Linked DNA regions of Homo sapiens: region 2 is linked to region 1. A link is a loop called in an ENCODE intact Hi-C map of the cell type or tissue named here. Cell type or tissue: PC-9. All regions are shown on one strand. Each heading gives the region's core, and the rest is flanking DNA. Links, peaks and the distances in the headings are about the cores only.

Region 1 (9,765 bases), core at 2,669-6,668:
CTTGCCCGTGTTTTGCTCCTGCCCCAAACCTGGTCCTGCCCCTGCCATGGTGATGGTCCTGGCTCTGCCCTGGCCATTCCCTGGCCCTGCCCTGGTATTGGCAATGTCCTGGCCCTGCCCTGGCTCCTAACTGCCCTGGCTTTTTCTTGGCCCTGTGCTACCTTGGCTCTGCCATGCCGTGGCCCTGCCTCTGCCTTGGCTCTGCTCTGGGCAAGGCCTTGGCCTTCAGCCTGGCCCTGCCCTGGACCTGCCCTACCATTACCTGGCCTGTCCCGGTCCTGCCCTGCCCTGGCCAGGACCTTCCCTGAACCTGCACTGGCCCTGCCTTGGCTCTGGCCCTGTCTCTTGTCGTGACCCTGGTCCTGCCAATGGTCACGGTCCTGGTCCTGTTCTGGCCCTGAGCTGGCCTTGGACATGTCCTCGCCCTGATTTGTCCTGGCCCTGCTTTGGCTCTTTCCTGCCCTGGCCACACCATGGCCCTGCCTGTTCTGTCCTCTCCTGGCGCTGACCTCACCCTGCCATGGCCCATTGGTACTGTTGCCCTGCCTTACCCTGCCCTGGTTGTGCCCTGGCCCTGCCTGGCGCTGGCCCCTCCCTGGACCTGCCCTGACCCTGCCTTGGCTTTTGCCCTGCCCTCACTATGGCCTGGTTCTGGCCCTGTCAAGTACCTGCCCTGACTCTGCCATGGCCCTGGCCCTGGCCCTGCTCTGCTGTGGTTCTGGCCCTGACCCAGACCCTTTCTTGGCTCTGTCCTGGCCCTGGCCTTTTCCTGGCCCTGAGCTGGCACTGGTCGGCCCCTGGTTTTGGCACCACATGCCCTGCCGTGCTCTGGCTGTGTCATCACCCTGCCCTGGCCCTGTCCTTGCCCTACTCTGGCTTTGACCCTGCCCTGGCCCTACCTTAGCCCTCACCCTAGTCTTGTCTTGGGCCTGGACATAGCACAGACCTGGCTGTGGCCCTGGCCCTACCATGGCCCTGTCCCAGACCCTGGCCCTGCCAGGTACCTGTCCTGGCCCCGCCCTTGCCCTTCCCCTTTTCCTGGCACTGGCCTTGGACATGACCGTGGTCCTAACCCTGGCCCTGCCCTGGAGCTGCCACTGTCTTGGCCCTGCCCTGGCCCTACATCTACCCTGCTTCTGGCCCTGGCCCTGCCCCAGCCATAGACCTGCCCTGGTTGGCCCTGCCCTGCCTTCGCCCTGTGCTACTCTAGGCCTGCTGTACCCTCCTCTGCCCTGAGTTTGGCCCTGCCCTGACCTTGCCTTGGCCCTCACACTGGCCCTAGCACAGACCTGGCCCTAGCCCTGGCCTTGGCCTGGCATTGACCCCTGTTCCTGACCTTGGTCCTGCCATGGCCCTGGCCCTGGCCCTGAACTGGTTCTACCCTAACCCTGACAGATTACATTAGAATATTATTTAAAATTTTTATTTTAGATTTTTAAGATAACTATAGTAGTAATAATACATCATATGCTATTTATAATAGTAATAGTATTTGTAGTAGTTAATAATCGCTAAAATTTTAACCAGTACTTTCTTTGCTCCTGGTACTGTTCTAAGAGTATAGCTGTATAAATTTGTATATATGTGAGGCATTAATTCTCACAATAACTCTATAGGCTGGGTACTTACAGCATCCCCACTTCCAAATGTAAGAAACAGTCATAAAGAGGTTAAATACTTGGCCTGGCGCAGTGGCTCACACCTGTAATCCCAGCACTTTGGGAGGCCAAGGCTGTCGCATCTCTTGAGCTCAGGAGTTCGGGACCAGCCTGGGCAACATTGTGAAACCCTGTCTCTACTAAAAATGCACAAAAATAGGTGATTGATTTGTTTACGTTCCTTATAGGATTCTGGTTATAAAACATTGGTCAGATACACAGTTTGCACACACTTTCTTCCATTCTGTAGCTTGTCTGTTCAGTTGTTTGGTGATGGCTTTTGCTCTGAGTCAGCTCTTCCAGAAGTTTATTAGATTCCACTTGTTAAGCCCTGTTGTTTTGGCGTTGCTGTTGGGAAACTCAGCCGTATCAATTCTTTGCCCAAGCCCATGTCAAGAAGGGTATTTCTCAGGTTTTCTTGTAGGATTTTTATAGCTCAAGGCCTTCCATTGGCATCCTTCATTTGCCTTGAGTTGATTTTTGTATAGGGTGAAGGTAAGGGCCCAGGGATATTCCTTTGCACGTGGCTGTGCACTTTCCCAGCACCATTGATTCGATAGAGAGTCCTTTCTGCATGGCTTATCTTCCTGGATGTTATCAAAGATCAGGTGGTTTTTGGTGTGTGGGTGTACTTGTGAGTCCTCCTTTCTGTTCCACTGGTCTGTGTGGTGGAAACGGGTCCCTAGCTTTTCCCTGACACTGGAAATCGGGGAGTGTGATGCATGCGATGGAGTCTGGACGTCTTAGGATTGCTTTGGAAATTTAGGAAATTTCATGGTCTCACGTGAGTTTTACCATTGCTTATTCATATTTCTTGAATCGCATTTGCCAAATAGTAAATGATTACACTGTGAGGATAGATTGGGACATGTTGGTCCACGCGTACACTGTGGAATGATGACATCATGCTATTGAGTGTCTCCATGACCTCATACCGCTGTGAAAATCTCTTTGTGGAGGCCGGGCACAGTGGCTCATGCCTGTAATCCCAGCACTTTGGGAGGCCGAGGCAGGCAGATCATGAGGTCAGGAGTTTGAGACCAGCCTGACCAACATGGTGAAACCCCATCTCTACTAAAAATACAAAAATTAGCCAGGTGTGGTGGTGCGTGCCTGTAATCCCAGCTACTCAGGAGGCTGAGGCAGCAGAATTACTTGAACCTGGGAGGCGAAGGTTGTAGTGAGCCAAGATTGGCCACTGCACTCCAGCCTGGGTGACTGAGCAAGACTCCGTCTCAAGAAAAAAAAAGAAAAAGAAAAAGAAAATTTCTTTCTGATGAGAACATTCTGAATCCTCCTTTTCAAGCTTTTTGGAAAGAGGTGCAATGATGCCATGAACTGTCATCACTCTGCTGTGGAACAGAAGAGCGGAATTCCTCCCTGTCATCTGAGTGTTACTTTGTACCTGTTTCTGGTCCCTGTTCAAGTCTTCTCTTCCACCTCCCATCTCTGGTAACCAGAGCTGGGGCTCTGCTCTCCTGCCCGGTGGAGCTTTGACTGATGGAAAGTCTGTCTAGGGACAGGGAGTGGGGTAGAGAAGGAGGCTCCAGGAGGCCCCTGCCCCTGCGCGCAGGCAGAGCAGGCTGTGTTCCAGGAGCCCGGGCTGATTGAGGAACACAGGTGGATTGGCCAGAGCATGAGGGGTTGGGGAAACGCCTGGCTTTTTTTTCCAAAGTTGGGAAGGAGGGGTCCTTCCCTTCCCATTAGAAACCTTTATTTGTCCCAACTGAGGGGTGGGTGTGGGGTGTTAAATTTAAGATTTGAAATAGGTGGGGATGCTGTACAGGGGGGTCCGGGAAGGGGGCTGGGGCCAGGCAGCAGGTCAGTGCACCTGAAGCTGGGGGTGCCCATGGCAGAGGCCTCCTGGTGGCTCAGGGGGTGGGCCAGCTTCTCTGCCTCCTGCTCCACTGATTGGCTCCCGTACCCCCGTCTTCCTTCATCTCTGCTGTGCTGGGCAGCTTGTCTCAGGTCTCTGGACCCCTCAGCAGCCTCACTCCCTCCTCTAGGCCAATGCCAGACAGCGCCTCCAGCAGACCTGCCAAGTCCTCGCCAGCCAGCTCATAGCTGTGCAGGAGGCTGTCACTGGGCGAGGCCGTCTGTTGGTACATGTCCACCAGGCTGCGCAGCCCCAGCCGCTCTGCCAGCTCTGCCCAGCTGCCCTGGGCTTCTGGCCCATCTAGCAGCTGCTCCAGGTTCTGCAGGGCTGTGTCACCAAGTGACAGCCCTGGCCCTGCAGGGCTGGGTGGGGTCAGGGGCAGCTAGCTCCATGGTGTTCAGAGTGGCATTTAGCAGCAAGGTCTTCACCTTGGTGCTGTGGATAAGGTCGAGGCGTGTGGCCCTGGAAGCTGCTTTGGGTGTCCTTCTCAGGCCCCTCTGAGTCCCAGTCGTTATCAGAGGTAGGGGGTGAGGGCAGTGGGCACAGGGGCTCCTCATTCTCAGCATAGATGTCAGCACTAGCCTTCAGAAGGAGGGTGAGGGTTGGGGACTCCAGTCCAGCTGCCAGGTGCAGGGGTGTGTTTCCCACAAAGGTGTGAGCATTCCCATTGGCCCGAAGCTTGGTGACCAGATGGGTGACCAACCCCAGCTCCTCCATCTCTGTGGCTAGATGCAAGGCTGTTTGGCCCCCTGCTACTCTGTGGCCTCCACTTCAGCCCCACTGTCCACCAGCAGATCCAGGCACTTGGGGCTTTGGGCTTGGGCCGCCAGGTGTACTGCAAAGTCAGGCATGTGCAACAGCCGAGGCACAGCGGGAGCTCCACTCCAAAGCAGTGCATGCAGCAGCTCAGAGGCACCAGGGCCTGCCTGCAGTGCCAGGTGCATGGCTGAGTCTCCATGCCAATCAGCAGTGCTGGGTCTGCATCCACCTGAAGCAGAAAGCTCACCACCCTCATCTGCCTGGTGATCACTGCCAGGTGCAGGGGTGTCTGGTGCAGGTGGTTGGTGAGGTTGACGATGCCAAGGTGCTGGGTGTGGTAGATGACATGGGCTATGTGCTTGATGACCCTGGTCGGCCCATGGATGATGGACAGGTATAGTGGCGTGTCTCTGTTCTCGTCCTGCTCCAGCAGGTGGCATTGTCCCGCCAGCAGTGTGCTGGCGTCCGTGGTGACACCATAGTTGAGTAGGGCCTGGGCGCTGCGCTGTGCCGTGCCACACCAGGCTGAAGAGCGTTGTACTCTCGGGCTCACTGCAGCATCTCCAGGGCCTGCAGCTGGCACTGGGGAGGGGTCCTGGAGGGGGCTAGGGCTATGGCCGTGCGGGGCCAAGGCTAGGGCTAGGGCCAGGTCTGCACTAGGGCCAGTGTGAGGGCCAAAGCAGGATCAGGGCAGAGCCAAAGGCAGGGCAGGGCAGGGCAGGGTAGAACAGGCCCAGGGTAGCACAGGGCAAAGTTAGGGCAGAACCAACCAAGGCAGATCTATGGCTCTGCGGCTTCCTCCTGAGTCCCTGCCGGGCACTAAAAGCCTGGCTCTTTTTTTTTTTTTTTCCAGACGGAGTCTCGCTTTGTCACCCAGGCTGGAGTGCAGTGGCGTGATCTCGGTTCCCTGCAAGCTCCGCCTCCCAGGTTCACGCCATTCTCCTGCCTCAGCCTCCCAAGTAGCTGGGACTACAGGCGCCCGGCACCACGACCGGCTAATTTTTTGTATTTTTAGTAGAGACGGGGTTTCACCGTGTTAGCCAGGATGGTCTCGATCTTTTGACCTCGTGATCCGCCTGCCTCGGCCTCCCAAAGTGCTGGAATCACAGGCGTGAGCCAGCCAGCAGGCGGCGCTCGCGAGAGTGCGCAGCTCCCGCGAAGGGCCTCGCGGGCAGGCTGAGGTGCGCATGTGCCCTGGTGCCTAAGGGTTCTGGCCGGGGAGGCGGGGGGCGGTGGGAGGTGGGGGGAGGGCGGGTGCGCCACCACGTGGCGCCCGCGAATGGAGGGCGCGAGGCTCAGGGCTGTTTCTCCGCGGATGGCCTCGTGGGCCGGCTGAGGTGCACATGCGCGCTGGTGCCTAACGGCTCTGCTGGGCTAGGTGCTCCTCCGAGCAGCTGGAGACTGGAGTGTCCCTGACGGAGGTTGCGGCTGGACCTGGTTACGTGCTGGTGCTGCGCTCCAGAGAGGCAGAAAACGAGTGGGAGCTGAGGTGTCTTAAAGCCGTTCCTCAGCCTGGGAGAAGATCTCTGGCTTCAGGATGGAGGTCAGGGGGTCGTTCCTGGCGGCCTGCAGGAGACGCATGGCTACCTGGAGGAAGAATCGTGACAAGGATGGCTTCTCAAATCCCGGGTACCGAGTCCGGCAGAAGGATCTGGGCATGATCCACAAAGCTGCCATCGCAGGTGATGTGAACAAGGTGATGGAGAGCATCTTGCTCAGGCTGAATGACTTGAACGACAGGGACAAGAAGAACAGGTAAGGGGAACAGGAAGCCGGGAGGAGGCCTGGGGATATGGGAGAAGCCCCTGTTCCTGGTTTCGGGGTAGGGGAGATACGGTGTGGGGTGAAGGCGTGGGTGGGGTGGAAGTCAGGTGAGGGTGGGTGGGGTGGGGGACTGTGGTGGGGAGTGGCTGGGGGGCGTTGGATGTGATGGGGGACTGTGGTGGGGGTAGAGTTGGGTGGGGGACTGTGGTAGGAAGTGGAGTTGGGTGGGGGTTGGAAGGGGTGGAGGACTGTGGTGGGGGGTGGGATGGGTTGGGGGACTGGTGGGGAGTGGCTGGGGGGCGTTGGATGTGATGGGGGACTGTGGTGGGGGTAGAGTTGGGTGAGGGACTGTGGTGGGGAGTGGAGTGAGGGTGGGTTGGGGTGGAGGACTGGTGGGGGGTGGGATGGGGTGGGGGACTGTGGTGGGGAGTGGCTGGGGGCGTTGGATGTTGGGGGGACTGTGGTGGGGGTAGAGTTGGGTGGGAGACTGGTGGGAAGTGGAGTTGGGTGGGGGTTGGATGGAGTGCAGGACTGGTGTGGGGGTGGGTGGGGTTGGGGACTGTGGTGGGGGGTAGAGTTGGGTGAGGGACTGTGGTGGGGAGTCGAGTGGAGTGAGGGTTGGCTGGGGTGGGGGTTGGATGGAGTGAGGGGACTGGTTGGGGGTAGAGTTGGGTAGGATGTGGGTACGATGCAAGGGTGGGGGTGGGGGTGGGGTGAGTGTTGTCACCAAGGGCACTGGGCTTTCTACCCTGGCAGCCTCAGCAGCACCTGGGATGTGGAAACCTTGCCTTTCTTCACAAGAAAAGTAACTATTTGTTCTGAAGGCAGAGGGATAACATACTATTGGATGTTTACAATTGCATGCGTCGTTGTATGTTTTGGGACTGTGCACTACAATTGCCTAAAGCGACCTCTCATTCTCACAGGACTGCTCTACTTTTGGCGTGTGCCCATGGCCGTCCAGGAGTGGTAGCTGACCTGGTGGCCAGAAAATGCCAGCTTAACCTCACTGACAGTGAAAACAGGACAGCTCTGATCAAGGTATATGGTAGCCAACTCTTTCAGCATGGGATGGATTTAATTTAAATTCACAGAATAAAATTAATTCACCTCATTGAAATGTGACTAGTTGGTGAATCCTGTGGAAGATTTCCTAGAATTTACAGTCTATTTCTTGGTCTAATACTGACAGGCTGTACAATGTCAAGAAGAAGTTTGTGCATCCATCCTGCTGGAACATGGCGCCAACCCAAATGTTAGAGATATGTATGGCAACACTGCTCTGCACTATGCCATTGATAATGAGAATATATCAATGGCAAGAAAACTGCTTGCATATGGTGCAGATATTGAAGCAAGAAGCCAGGTATGATCAACCAATGTTCTTTTCAAAGTATTTCAAGTATATTTGTTTTACCATTGACATATGATTTTTTTTAGTAAAACATCTGAAACTAGAAGGAAATATATTACGTGCAAATATTTGCTTTACATACAACTATTTAAAAATACATTCATAACAAATATGAAAACACGAGGTCTGTAGTCTAAATGTGTCCCATAGATTTAGGTTAGTTTACCTCCATAAGCTGTGTCAACATGTAAAATTTAGGAAACTCATACACATGTCTAGATTTCAGGCTTCTCTTAAAGGATCACATCTGGATTCCCTTGAGCTCATATCACTGTTGAGTATGCTGTGCAGCGGTTATCCCTTTATGTGAGGCATATGTGCTCCAGTCTGCTACTGTGCCTTCCAGACACCCTAGGAGGGGTATCTGAAAGGGAAGGAGCAACATGTGGGCAAGCACAGTGGAGTGAGAAGGAAGGGATTGCTTTTTATTTACTTTCTGCTTCATGTTTAAGTTCATAGGATCTTAACATAAGGTTTTCAGTTCAGTTGGGAAGTATGTAATTTTGTGAATTATAAATTGTTTTTGCTGTTTTGCAGGATGGACATACATCACTTTTACTCGCTGTAAATAGGAAAAAAGAGCAAATGGTGGCATTTTTGTTGAAGAAAAAACCAGATTTAACTGCAATAGATAATTTTGGAAGGTACAGTAGTTCTTTTTTTGTTCATTTTTAAACCTGAGTGGTGTTCTAGAGTGGTAACAGTCACTTGTCAGAAATATTAAATTGATAAGATTAACTTATTATTATTGGGATAGAGAGAAATACCAGCAGAAGTCATCAGGTAGAAAAACAATTATTTGGACTGGGCAACATAAAAAATAGTGTATTGCAGGATTTGTCTTCTCTTATTATATTGACTGATGTTTGTTGATGGATGAGGTGATACTTTGAGTCATATGATCTTAACTAAAGGGATGTCATATTGGTTTTACTTGTTTTAAAAGTGTAGACTTCAACTTTTAGTTTACTTTGTGACTCAATATTGAAATTTCTTAACTCTTTTATAGTAGTTTCAACCTCTGCTTCTTACATGCTTTTCCTTTAAAAATACTTTGTTAAAGATAAATTAGAGTTGAAAATCATTTTGTGTTTTGGATGACTCTTTGCTTTAGCTTGCTTTCTCTCAAAAATATTAATGTTAGGTTATTCCTAAGTGACTATTAATTGCTATTGCCAGATACTGTGGGTTCATTGGGTTTTTTCTTCTTTTTACTTCTAGTGTATTTTGGTGTTATTTTTAATTAGTATGGGCAGAGGGAAAAAAGCTAGCTTCAACTGGGTGAACTTTTAATGACTACAAGCCATGGGTGACAATGAGAAAAAAGAGATCGGCTATAGATTCACACAAGACTGGGTTTAATTCTTAGCTTTTCTGCTTACTAGATGTGTGACCTTGGGAACATTACTTATCACCAAGTGTTTTCCTTTATGAAACAAGAGGATAATAATATATCCTTCCAGGGTGGTTGTGTATAAGTAATATATGTATATATGGCATTTAATCCAGTGCCTCGCATATGATTATCAGCATTCTTAACTGAAACTACTGTGGCTATTATTAGCATTATTATTATTGTTTTAAACCTGCAGATAGCTCTTATTGACCCCACGCTCATTTTGAATTACAATATATTATATCAGACTAGGGAAGAAATGGATAATTTTTCACTTAAATTTTTAGCTACTTTAGATAAGTGACCTGAGCATAGTATTCTGCCCATCAAAGGACTTTATTTTATCAACTTCTGCTATGTCATATCCCAGTGGGACAAGAGGCTTCCTTGTTGTTCCTTCTGTTTGGCTTTGGTGGCAATTTACAAAGATGAACCCTTGAGCACCCAAGATGTTTGTGTTTATTAGTACATGTAATTGGTTAATTCTACATGGACAGGCATATTAAATTGGTAAAGTTTATAAATTTAGCTTTTAACATAGCTTTGCTAAAGTTCCTAAGCATGAAATTATCTTTCTTATTTTAGAACAGCCCTGATACTTGCTGCTCGTAATGGATCAACAAGTGTAGTCTACCAGCTTCTTCAGCACAATATTGATGTCTTTTGCCAAGATATATCTGGATGGACTGCAGAAGACTACGCTGTTGCTTCTAAGTTTCAAGCGTAAGTGTTAAAAAGGCTAGTGAACACTAAATTGAGGTTTAAAGTCATTGTAACCATTGCATCTTATATATCAAGTGAGATTTCATAGTTTGGTTCAGGTAGTTTTGGAGTGGCAGTGAGTTAGTCCACTTCATCAGCCAGAAATCAAGCATAAGACTAGACAAGTTAGAAGTAG
Region 2 (9,765 bases), core at 2,831-6,830, 240 kb after region 1:
GCAACAGAGGGAGAGTCTGTCTAAAAGTAAATAAATAAATATATATATATATATATATATATATATATATATATATATATATATATATATAAAACAAGGGCAGAGATACAAAATGAAGGCAGGAAGGTTAATGTGACAGTAGTTTACTTTGAAGTTCTATTCATTTGTTACAGCTGGACCATAAATTTGACATTACACGTTTTAACAGCCTACAGAAAAAGGGACCCCTACCGGAGTACACACATGGAAGTGTGACGGTATCATGAGAAGAGGGAACAGTGTTTATGTTAGATCATATACCTAGTGTAAAGAAAATTAAGCAGTTTAAATTATAAGTTGATCTCATAAAATGATTTTTTTTTTTTTTTTTTGAGACAGAGTCTTGTTCTGTCACCCAGGCTGGAGTACAATGGCGCGATGTTGGCTCACTGCAACCTCCGCCTCCCAGGTTCAAGTGATTCTCCTGCCTCAGCCTCCCCAGTAGTTGGGATTACAGGCGTCCACCACCACGCCCAGCTAACTTTTTGTATTTTAAGTAGAGATGGGGTTTCACCATGTTGGCCAGGCTAGTCTCAAACTCAGCCCCTCAAAGTACTGGGATTACAGGGATAAGCCACTGCACCTGGCCAGACTTATTTCTTGAGATAACTCCTTACTCTGAAATTTAATCTATTTGTAGTTTGCAATAAATGTTATGTTTTTAAAGATATAAAATTATGAAAGTTTTGTCTTTTCAGTTTTTAAAAATTTTATTATAAAATGCTTCAAATAGGTACAAAAGTGGAAAGAATGGATAATCCCCATGTAACCACTATCAACAGTGATCAATTTAGAAACATTCTTGTTTCAGCTCTCTAGATTATTTTTAAGAAAATCCCAGATGTCATATCATTTTATCCATATATATATATATATTTTTTGTCTATATCTCTAAAAGATTAGGATTGTTTAGAAAACCAGAATACTATAATGCTCTGATTTTAAAAATATATTGTCTGCATATACGTAAGGGAAAAAAGCTTTAGGATTCATTCTTAGGCCATTTTTAATTCTCAATTTGCTTATACACACACACACACACACACCATAGTTGTGGGTGATCACTTACATTTCAATAATTTAATCCAATATATAAAAAATATATATTATATATAACATATACTATATAACATATAATATATTATATACTATAATATATTATATATTATATAAATATATTATATAAATTATATATAATATAAAATATATTAATAATATATAAAAATATATAATCTATTATATAATAGATTATAATCTATTATATAACTATTATATAATAGATTATAATCTATTATATAACTATTATATAATAGATTATATATATAATATATATAATATATAATAATCTAATATATATAATAATAGATAATATAATAAATAATATATATAATAATCTAATATATAATCTATTATATAAATATATGATATATAATTATATAAATATATAGATTATATATTATAAATATAGATTATATATAATATATAAATATATATTATATATTATAAATATATAATATATAAAATTATATATATAATATATAATTATATATATATATTTTTTCCCCCTGAAACAGGGTCTCACTTGTCACCCAGGCTGGAATGCAGTGACGTGATCACAGCTCACTGTAGCCTCTAGCCTCAACTTCCTGGGCTCAGGTGATCCTCCCATCTCAGCCTCCAAGTAGCTGGGACTACAGATGCACACCACCATGCCGGGCTAATTTTTTATATTTTTAGTACAAACAGGGTTTCACCATGTTGCCCAGGCTAGTCTCGAATTCCTGGGCTCAAGTGATCCACCCACCTCAGCCTCCCAAAGTGCTGGGATTATAGACATGTGCCACAGTTCTTGGCCAAAATATTATTTCAACATGTGACGACACAAAACATGATTGAGGTTTTTTTACATTCCTTTCTTCATGCTGAATCTTCAGTAACCAGCATGCACTTGACATTTAACAGTTCTCGATTCACAGCGGCCACCAAGTGCTCGGCAGCCCTCCGCAGCTGCCTTACAGGGCCACACAGGCTCAGGGAGAGGGGAACGACCAGGGCTCTGCAGGCAGGACACCTGGGTCAGACCCTGGCTGTGCTGCTTACCCACTGTATGACCCTAAGCAAAGCTACCTGACCTCTCTCTGTTAACAGCTTCTTCACCTGAAACTGATGTAAGAGGTCACTAATGTTAGCCACCTCATGAGGTCACAGGGTTTTCAGAAAGGAACCCTCAGGCAGTGCCTGGTACACAGGTGTTGGGTGAATGCTGGCAAGCCCTCAGGTACACACTCCCTGCCCTCGCAGAGTCTGGAAGGCAATGGTTTCAGGAGCACAGGCCCTAGCCCCTCTCTTCTCCATAGCCTCCCTACCTCCTGGCTGGCTCTGCAGTATTCTGCACGTGGCTCATTCTCTCTGATGGACCAGAAAGTACTTCAAAACTGTCCAGTGTTTCAAGAGCCTCACCATGCTAACCCAATTCTCCTTTCAATAAACAGACCTTAGTTGTGCAGCGTGAGTCGTGTGAGTACAGACACTGAGACTGTGGATGGGTGGGAGAACTGGGGAGATTCTCACATCACTGCAGACCTCCTCAGTGCCTCACAGAGGGCTCATCTGGACTGGGCTCTTCTGCATTCCTGTCTTTCACAGCTCAACACCTGGCTATCTGGCAGCCCTGACCTCTGTTCATATTCTGATTGCAAATGCGCCTTGCTCAAATCCTCTTGGGTGTTGAGACCAAACCGTTTATCACTCCCTTTCCTCCCCCTGCCCAGGGATGCCTTGGAGTCATTCTTGGGCTTTCTTCTCTTTTGTTCTCTATGAAGTCTTGGTTTTACAGCTCTGCCTTTGCCTTTTTATTTTCATGGCCACCCCTGCAGGCACCACCTGAGGAGTGCTGAGATGCCCCCACTGCTTCCAAGCTGGTCTGGTCTGTGTTCCTGTTCCAATCCAGCTGGCATGCTGCCACCACACTCTCCTGAAATGATCTTTTCATCATTTCTGCTCAAGATTCTTTAAGGACTCCTTTAAGAACTACTACAAAATAAGGAGGCTGGGTTAGATCATTTTTAAGATCACTTCTACTTCTAAAGCTGTGTGCCTCAACTTTCTACCTAGCTCTGGAGGGCCTGGGACTTATGAAAGGAAAATAAAATCTCGGGACCCTAAACGCATTATGCCAAGGGGAAAAGTTAAGCTTGGAAACTGAGTTGCACAAGAGCTGCCTTCCTATTGTTCCTAAAGAGATGGCTGCAAAGACAGAAACCATTTATCTCCCCAGGTGGCCTCCCTCACTCATTGCTCACAAGGAGATTCCTTGTGGGCCCTAAAACCTTTACCCTGAAACAAAGTTCTGCTGGATCTCACCCTGACAATGTAAGTTAACAGCTTATCTCACAGGAATGGACAAAGACCAGACCAGAAATCATCCCTCTGCCAACCTGAGACAAATGTGTATTTGACTCTTTCTTCTACTCTATGTTTACTTTATTGCATGTAAAATGAGGATTTACTGAACAAGAGATGCATGCGTAACTGACATCCCTCTACTCCTCCTTTCACATGTCACATGTGGATTCAATGGGCAAAAATCAAGAATGCGACCACTCACCTTCACCACCTACCCTCCCCTTTTCTCCCTTCCTCCTTCCCTTCCTGCCACTCTTTCCCCTTTAAATATTCAAGCCCTCGAAGCTCTCTCTGGAAAAAGCAGGGACCACAGATCCCCTGTAACTGGTGTTTCTTTTTCCCTGGGTACATCCTCAACCTTGACGAAACAAACCTCTAAGCTGACAGAGATCTGTCTCAGCCACTCTTGGGTCTACAGGGTCCACCACCTGCAAGTGCAGCAGGCTCAGGGCTGCCCCCGGGCTCCACGCCGCACACTCTTCCTTCCCCTTCCTTCAGCTCTATGACCTGCTCATCCTTCTGGGTACCTCGGCCCTATCTCCTGCAGAGCCGTCCTGGACCACTCTGCCCATGCTGGCCTTTTCTTCCTCAGAGCCCTGCTGCATGCTTTCCAGTGTTTTGGGGATGCTGGTGCTCACTCATTTCACTGCACACTTTTGTGCACCGACAGCATGGATTCTTCTGAAGTCTAACATAGGGGTTATAGTCGGCTTCTTGAAGACTTGCTGATTGAACAGCATAATCTTAGTGAAGCTGCCTTTGCAAAATTATAACAGCAAGAGAAATTTGGCATGGCTGACTCCATCTTGCTTCTAGCCTCACACACTGTCCTCACTTGTTCCCGGGTGTGGGCCAAGCTAGCTTCGGGAGGAATTTATAGTTTAAATGATAATAGCACTTCCCCAAAACTAAACTACCCTTGTAAAACTAATGAAAGGCCACCAAATTAGGAGGATAAGAGGAGACTGCATTCTACTAAGATGTAGGCATGGTTAAATAATTACCAGCCATTATTATGGAGGTCAGATTTGCAACTTCCCCAATTACTCCTACAGATAACATCTACTGTAAAACTTAGGCTTGGCCTTTTGCGATAGCTTTTCAGCTTTTTGCATTTCTGACAACCAATGGCTCCACCTGGACTTACCAACTGGTCCTGTGGCCCCACTCAGAAACTGACTCAGCACAGGAGGATAGCTTCCATGCCCTATGATTTCACCTCTGCCCCAACCAACCAGCCAGCATTCCTCACTCCCTGGCCCTTACCTGCCAAACTATCCTTGAAAAACCCTGGTCTCCAAGGAGACCGATTTGAGTAATAATAAAACTCCAGGCTGCCATTCAGCCAGCTCTGCATGAATTAAGCTCTTTCTCTACTGCAATTCCCCTGTCTTGAGAAACTGGCTGTACCTGGGCAGCAGGCAAAATAAATCTATTAGGCAGTTGTGTCAATCCCTTATAAAAGGCTTTTACATTTGTGTTTTTCTCATTACAGTATAGAATATTCAAAGTTTTTTTTAATTCTAATTTTTTTCACATGGACTCTGGAAAATTAAGAAGTTACCAAATGCAAGAAATCCACTGAGTTCAGAAAGGGTCCCTTCCTTTTGTAGGTGCTATCAAATGAGGTACAACAACGACAAACACAATGCTTTCTTGTGGAAGTTCATGAGCAAGCCACAAGCAAGGTAACTTTCACGTACCAATTTCCTACTTAGCAGTTTGGCTGCTTCTTTTACTTGCCCTTTCATCTTTCACTACCTATTTATTTTAGAGGTGAAACACAATGGTAAACCAGGCAATCATGCTTCTCATTAGGAGTACTGTGAACTATCTGGTGAGGGAGAGTCCTGATTTGTTTACTTTGTGGTTACTGACAGACTTCATTAATCATTCAGTCACATTCCTAAGAGCCACAGGAGCCGGGACAGTGTCAACTTCTGCTCACCACATTGCAACCCCCGCTTGAAGACAGAGCAGACAACGAAACATCAGAACGAACGGACCCATGGGTGAGCCAGAGAGAGGGAATTCTGCAGTCTACACACCAACCAAAACAGTCTATCTATCACTTCAATCTTTTTTTTGCAAAACTGTAAAGAATTATTCCCACAACTGGCACCTACCTTCTCCACGTCAGCTTTCTTTTCTGTGAGAAGAGCTACTGTTCTTTTATAAGCATCATTAATAAGTATTCGTACTTCATCATCTATCAATCTTGCAGTGGCTTCACTGTAAGGTTTCTCCAATACCATGTCCCCCTGACGTGGGAGGTCAAAGGAGATTTGCCCAACCTTTTCATTCATGCCAAACTGAACAATCTGAAAAATACATAATTAGTGGTGATTACATATGATTGTTCTTTAACCAGACAAAATCTACACAGCAGCCTGGAGCCGGCTAAAGTGCACAAAGGTGCTCTGTGTAGCCAGCAGCAGCAGCAGCAGCAGCACAGTGCTTTAAACTCATGACTAGAAACACAGAGCCAGAAGCCCAGGCATAACACCTACAACAAAGTTAGGACGCAAATCCCAACTGTATGATATTATTACCTGATTTCTCTCTTTTTTTTTTAGACAGAGTCTTGGTCTGTTGCCCAGGCTATAGTGCAGTGGCACCATCTTGGCTCACTGCAACCTCCACATCCCGAGTTCAAGCGATTCTCGAGCCTCAGCCTCCCAAGCAGCTGGGATTATAGGCACCTGCCACCACTCCCGGCTAATTTTTGTATTTTTAATAGAGACGGGTTTTTGTCATGTTGGCCAGGCTGGTCTTGAACTCCTGACCTCAGGTGATCTGCCCGCTTCGGCCTCCCAAAGTGCTGGGATTACGGGCATGAGCCCAGCCACTACCTGGTTTCTTTTTGTTTTTGTTTTGAGACAGGGTCTTGTTCTGTCGCCCAGGCTGGAATGCAGTGCATGATCATAGCTCACTGCAGCTTTGACCTTCTGGGCTCAAATTATCCTCCCACTTCAGCTTCCCAAAGTGCTGGGATTACAGGTATGAGCCACCGTGCCCAGCCTGATATTACTATCTGCACAAGAGAAAGTAGAGAAGCAGCAAGAAGCATCTGATAGACCTGAAGAAACAAGAACCCCCAGCTGCCAACAGGTTCTTCCCAGAAGGATGGCATGCCACTCACGCTGAGAACATGTGAGACCAGAAGGGCAACTGCATTTCCCCGTTCACTGAGTCCATGGGGCCCAGGGAACAGTCTGAAGAAGCTGATCCAGTCTGGACCCATGAGCCCCCAAAACTAACCAGCACCACAAAGGAGGAGGCTTCTGCAAGTAAGACCCAAACTCACTGGAAAAAAGAGAAGGCCCAGATAAGAGTGGGGATCAAACAGCCAGGGATGCTTGGAAGGTAGGAAACCACATTCCTAACATTTCATGAATACAGTCAGAAAAGCTCCTAGACCTCCTCCCACCTAAGAGAGCAGCAGAACAAATTTCATGTAAAAATAGGCAATAGAAAAATCCCTTATAAAGTTATTATAAGAAAAAAATAAGCTGAATAGTTTCTCCAGAGATAAGAAAAGTGGGATGAAAAGACGTGTCAATATTAAGAGGAAATCCGTATCTTCTTATTTCAAAACAGGCTAAAAGAAATCAGGGAAATGACATATGATATGAAAGATCTACTTAAATCAGAACTAGAAAAGCTTCAATGAGGTGCTAGAGAAAAAATACATATCAAAGCCACCACGCCCAGCCTGAAATAAACTTTAAATACTGTACTAAAAAAAGGTTTCTCGGGGCCGGGCACGGTGGCTCACGCCTGTAATCCCAGCACTTTGGCAGGCCAAGGCGGGCGGATCACCAGGTCAGGAGACAAGACCATCCTGGCTAACACAGTGAAATGCCTGCCTCTACTAAAGATACAAAAAATTAGCCAGGAGTGGTGGCGGGCACTACTTGGGAGGCTGAGGCAGGAGAATGGCGTGAACCTGGCAGGCGGAGCTTGCAGTGTGCCCAGATGGCGCCACTGCACTCCAGCCTGGGCGACCGAGACTCTGTCTCAAAAAAAAAAAAAAAAAAAAAAAAAAGGTTTCTCAGCCAAGCACAGCGGCTCATGCCTGTAATCCCAGTGCTTTGAGAGGCCGAGGCGGGCGGATCACCTGAGGTCAGGAGTTCAAGACCAGCCTGACCAACATGGAGAAACCCCGTCTCTACTAAAAATACAAAACTAGCCAGGCGTGGTGGCACATGAATGTAATCCCAGCTACTCAAGAGGCTGAGGCAGGAGAATTGCTTGAACCCAGGAGGCAGAGGTTGTGGTGAGCCGAGATCGCACCATTGCACTCCAGCCTGGGCAACAAGAGCAAAACTCCAGATCAAAAAAAAAAAAAAACAAAAAAGCTGGGCGCAGTGGCTCACGCCTGTAATCCCAGCACTTTGGGAGGCTGGAGGATCACAAGGTCAGGAGATAAGACCATCCTGGCTAACACGGTGAAACCCTGTCTCTACTAAAAATACAAAAAAATCAGCCAGGCGTGGTGGTGGGCGCCTGTAACCCCAGCTCCTCAGGAGACTGAGGCAGAAGAATGGTGTGAACCTGGGAGGCAGAGCTTGCAGTGAGCCGAGATTGCACCACTGCACTCCAGCCTGGGCAAGAGTGCGAGGCTCAGTCTCAAAAAAAAAAAAAAAAAAAAAATTAGCCACATGTGGTGGCGCATGCCTGTAATCCCAGCTACTCAGGAGGCTGAGGCAGGACAATCACTTGAACCCAGGAGGCAGAGGTTGCAGTGAGCCAAGATAGAGCCACTGCACTCCAGCCTGGGCAACAGAGGGAGACTGTGTCTCAAAAAAATAAAGTTTCTCTTCATAAGTTTTAATTGCTTTACTTCTTTTAAGAGATAATCCTTGCCTAAAAAGCCTAAAACAGTGAAGCACAACTATATTGTTTCAGAGCCATTCATAGAATGTCAATTTCTCGTGCAAATATGAATACATGAGGAGGAAATGCACTCTTTCATATACTCACTTGGGCATATGCACTCTGAGTTACTTTTCTCAAGTCATCTTGAGCACCAGTTGTAATTCTTCCAAAGAAGATTTCTTCAGAGACTCGACCACCTAAAGTCATACACATCCTATCCAAGAGCTGCTCTTTGGTATAGAGGTATTGTTCTTTTGGTAAATACTGAGCATAACCTAGTCCTTTGCCACGTGGGATGATGGATACCTGGTAAGTAGAAAACAGTGTTGAAGATCCTACTACAGATGAAGACTTGATCAAAACATCTGTGTATAAACAGATAAACTCATTGACTAAAAATAAGCACAACAGCCGCACAGTTCATCAGCCTTAGTGGGATGTGATCTAGCAGTGACTGCTCAGGAGGAGTATTTTCTCTCAGGATAAGTTCACCTTAGAGTGTTTTTTTTCTTGAGATTGAGATTGAGTCCTGCTCTGTCACCCAGGCTGGAGTGCAGTGGCACGATCTCAACTCACTGCAACCTCCACCTCCCGGGTTCAAGTGATTCTCCTGCCTCAGCCTCCTGAGTAGCTCGGATTATAAGCGCCCACCACCAGGCCTGGCTAATTTTTTATTTTTAGTAAAGAAGGGGTTTCACCATGTTGGTCAGGCTGGTCTCGAACGCCTGAGCTCGTGATCCTCCTGCCTCAGCCTCCCAAACTGCTGGGATTACAGGCGTGAGCTACCACGTCCAGCTTCACCTTAGAATTCTAAATGGCTTTTCTTTTTTTTTTTTTTTTTAAGTAAAAACAGGGTCTCACTTTGCTGCTCGGGATGGTCTTAAACTCCTGACTACAAGCAATTCCCCCACCTTGGCCTCCCAAAGTGCTAGGATTACAGGCATGCGCCACCACACCCAGCAAATTTCTTGTCTTTTTGTAAAACTCAATTGAAAGTATTCCATCTTGACATTCTGACAGTTCTGATGTTGTGCAAGCATGCAGGCTTCATTCAACTCTGCTGTCGGACGTGGCCACACCCTCCTTTGAAGGAAGAGGGGTACAGCAGGCCAAGATGCTCGGCAGCCTTTCCTTTCCAGTCCTCTTTTGCAATTAAGTAAATTCCTTTAATTTTTAAAAAATTCAGTTTATTGAGAGATGACATATATGGTAAAATGCACCCATCTGAAGTGTAGAGTTCAATGAGTTTTGACAAACATAACATCAAGCCACAATGAAGATACAGAATATTCTCATCATGCCCAGAAAGTTCCCTTGTACCCACTGGTAGGGAGTCTTTCCCTCCACACCCAACCCCAGGCAACCACAGACATGCCTTCTGTCCCTATGGATTAGTTTAGCTTCTAGAATTGCAAATAAATGAAATTGTATGGCACATAC

What was found. Hi-C counts contacts between places; a loop is a spot of excess contacts. Peaks named below come from ENCODE experiments on the same cell type or tissue, not always from the same donor. Only the 100,000 strongest peaks of a DNase experiment are listed, where the experiment ranks them.
Region 2: a loop joins it to region 1, with 7 times the contacts of the local background. A loop is called at or near these places in 1 of 110 quality-filtered maps.

Annotation. Positions count from the first base shown.
Region 1 is chr18:12,088,188-12,097,952 of GRCh38, forward strand. It overlaps ANKRD62 (ankyrin repeat domain 62), which reads left to right and starts at 5,656. Exons shown (of 14, transcript NM_001277333.2): 1 at 5,656-6,048; 2 at 6,984-7,098; 3 at 7,250-7,423; 4 at 8,009-8,115; 5 at 9,453-9,590. The coding sequence starts at 5,831. It also overlaps the pseudogene LOC100533852. RefSeq lists an enhancer at 861-1,361. In PC-9, for the core only: CTCF peaks have their summits at 4,742 (motif pointing right) and 4,942; no DNase peak of the experiment used is centred there.
Region 2 is chr18:12,331,771-12,341,535 of GRCh38, forward strand. It overlaps AFG3L2 (AFG3 like matrix AAA peptidase subunit 2), which reads right to left. Exons shown (of 17, transcript NM_006796.3): 15 at 8,431-8,631; 16 at 5,571-5,765. It overlaps LOC107985154 (a long non-coding RNA gene), which reads left to right and starts at 1,842. Exons shown (of 2, transcript XR_002958227.2): 1 at 1,842-5,132. RefSeq lists enhancers at 2,426-3,281, 4,140-4,995. In PC-9, for the core only: no CTCF peak of the experiment used is centred there; DNase peaks (open chromatin) are centred at 4,741 and 5,291; H3K27ac peaks cover 697 bases.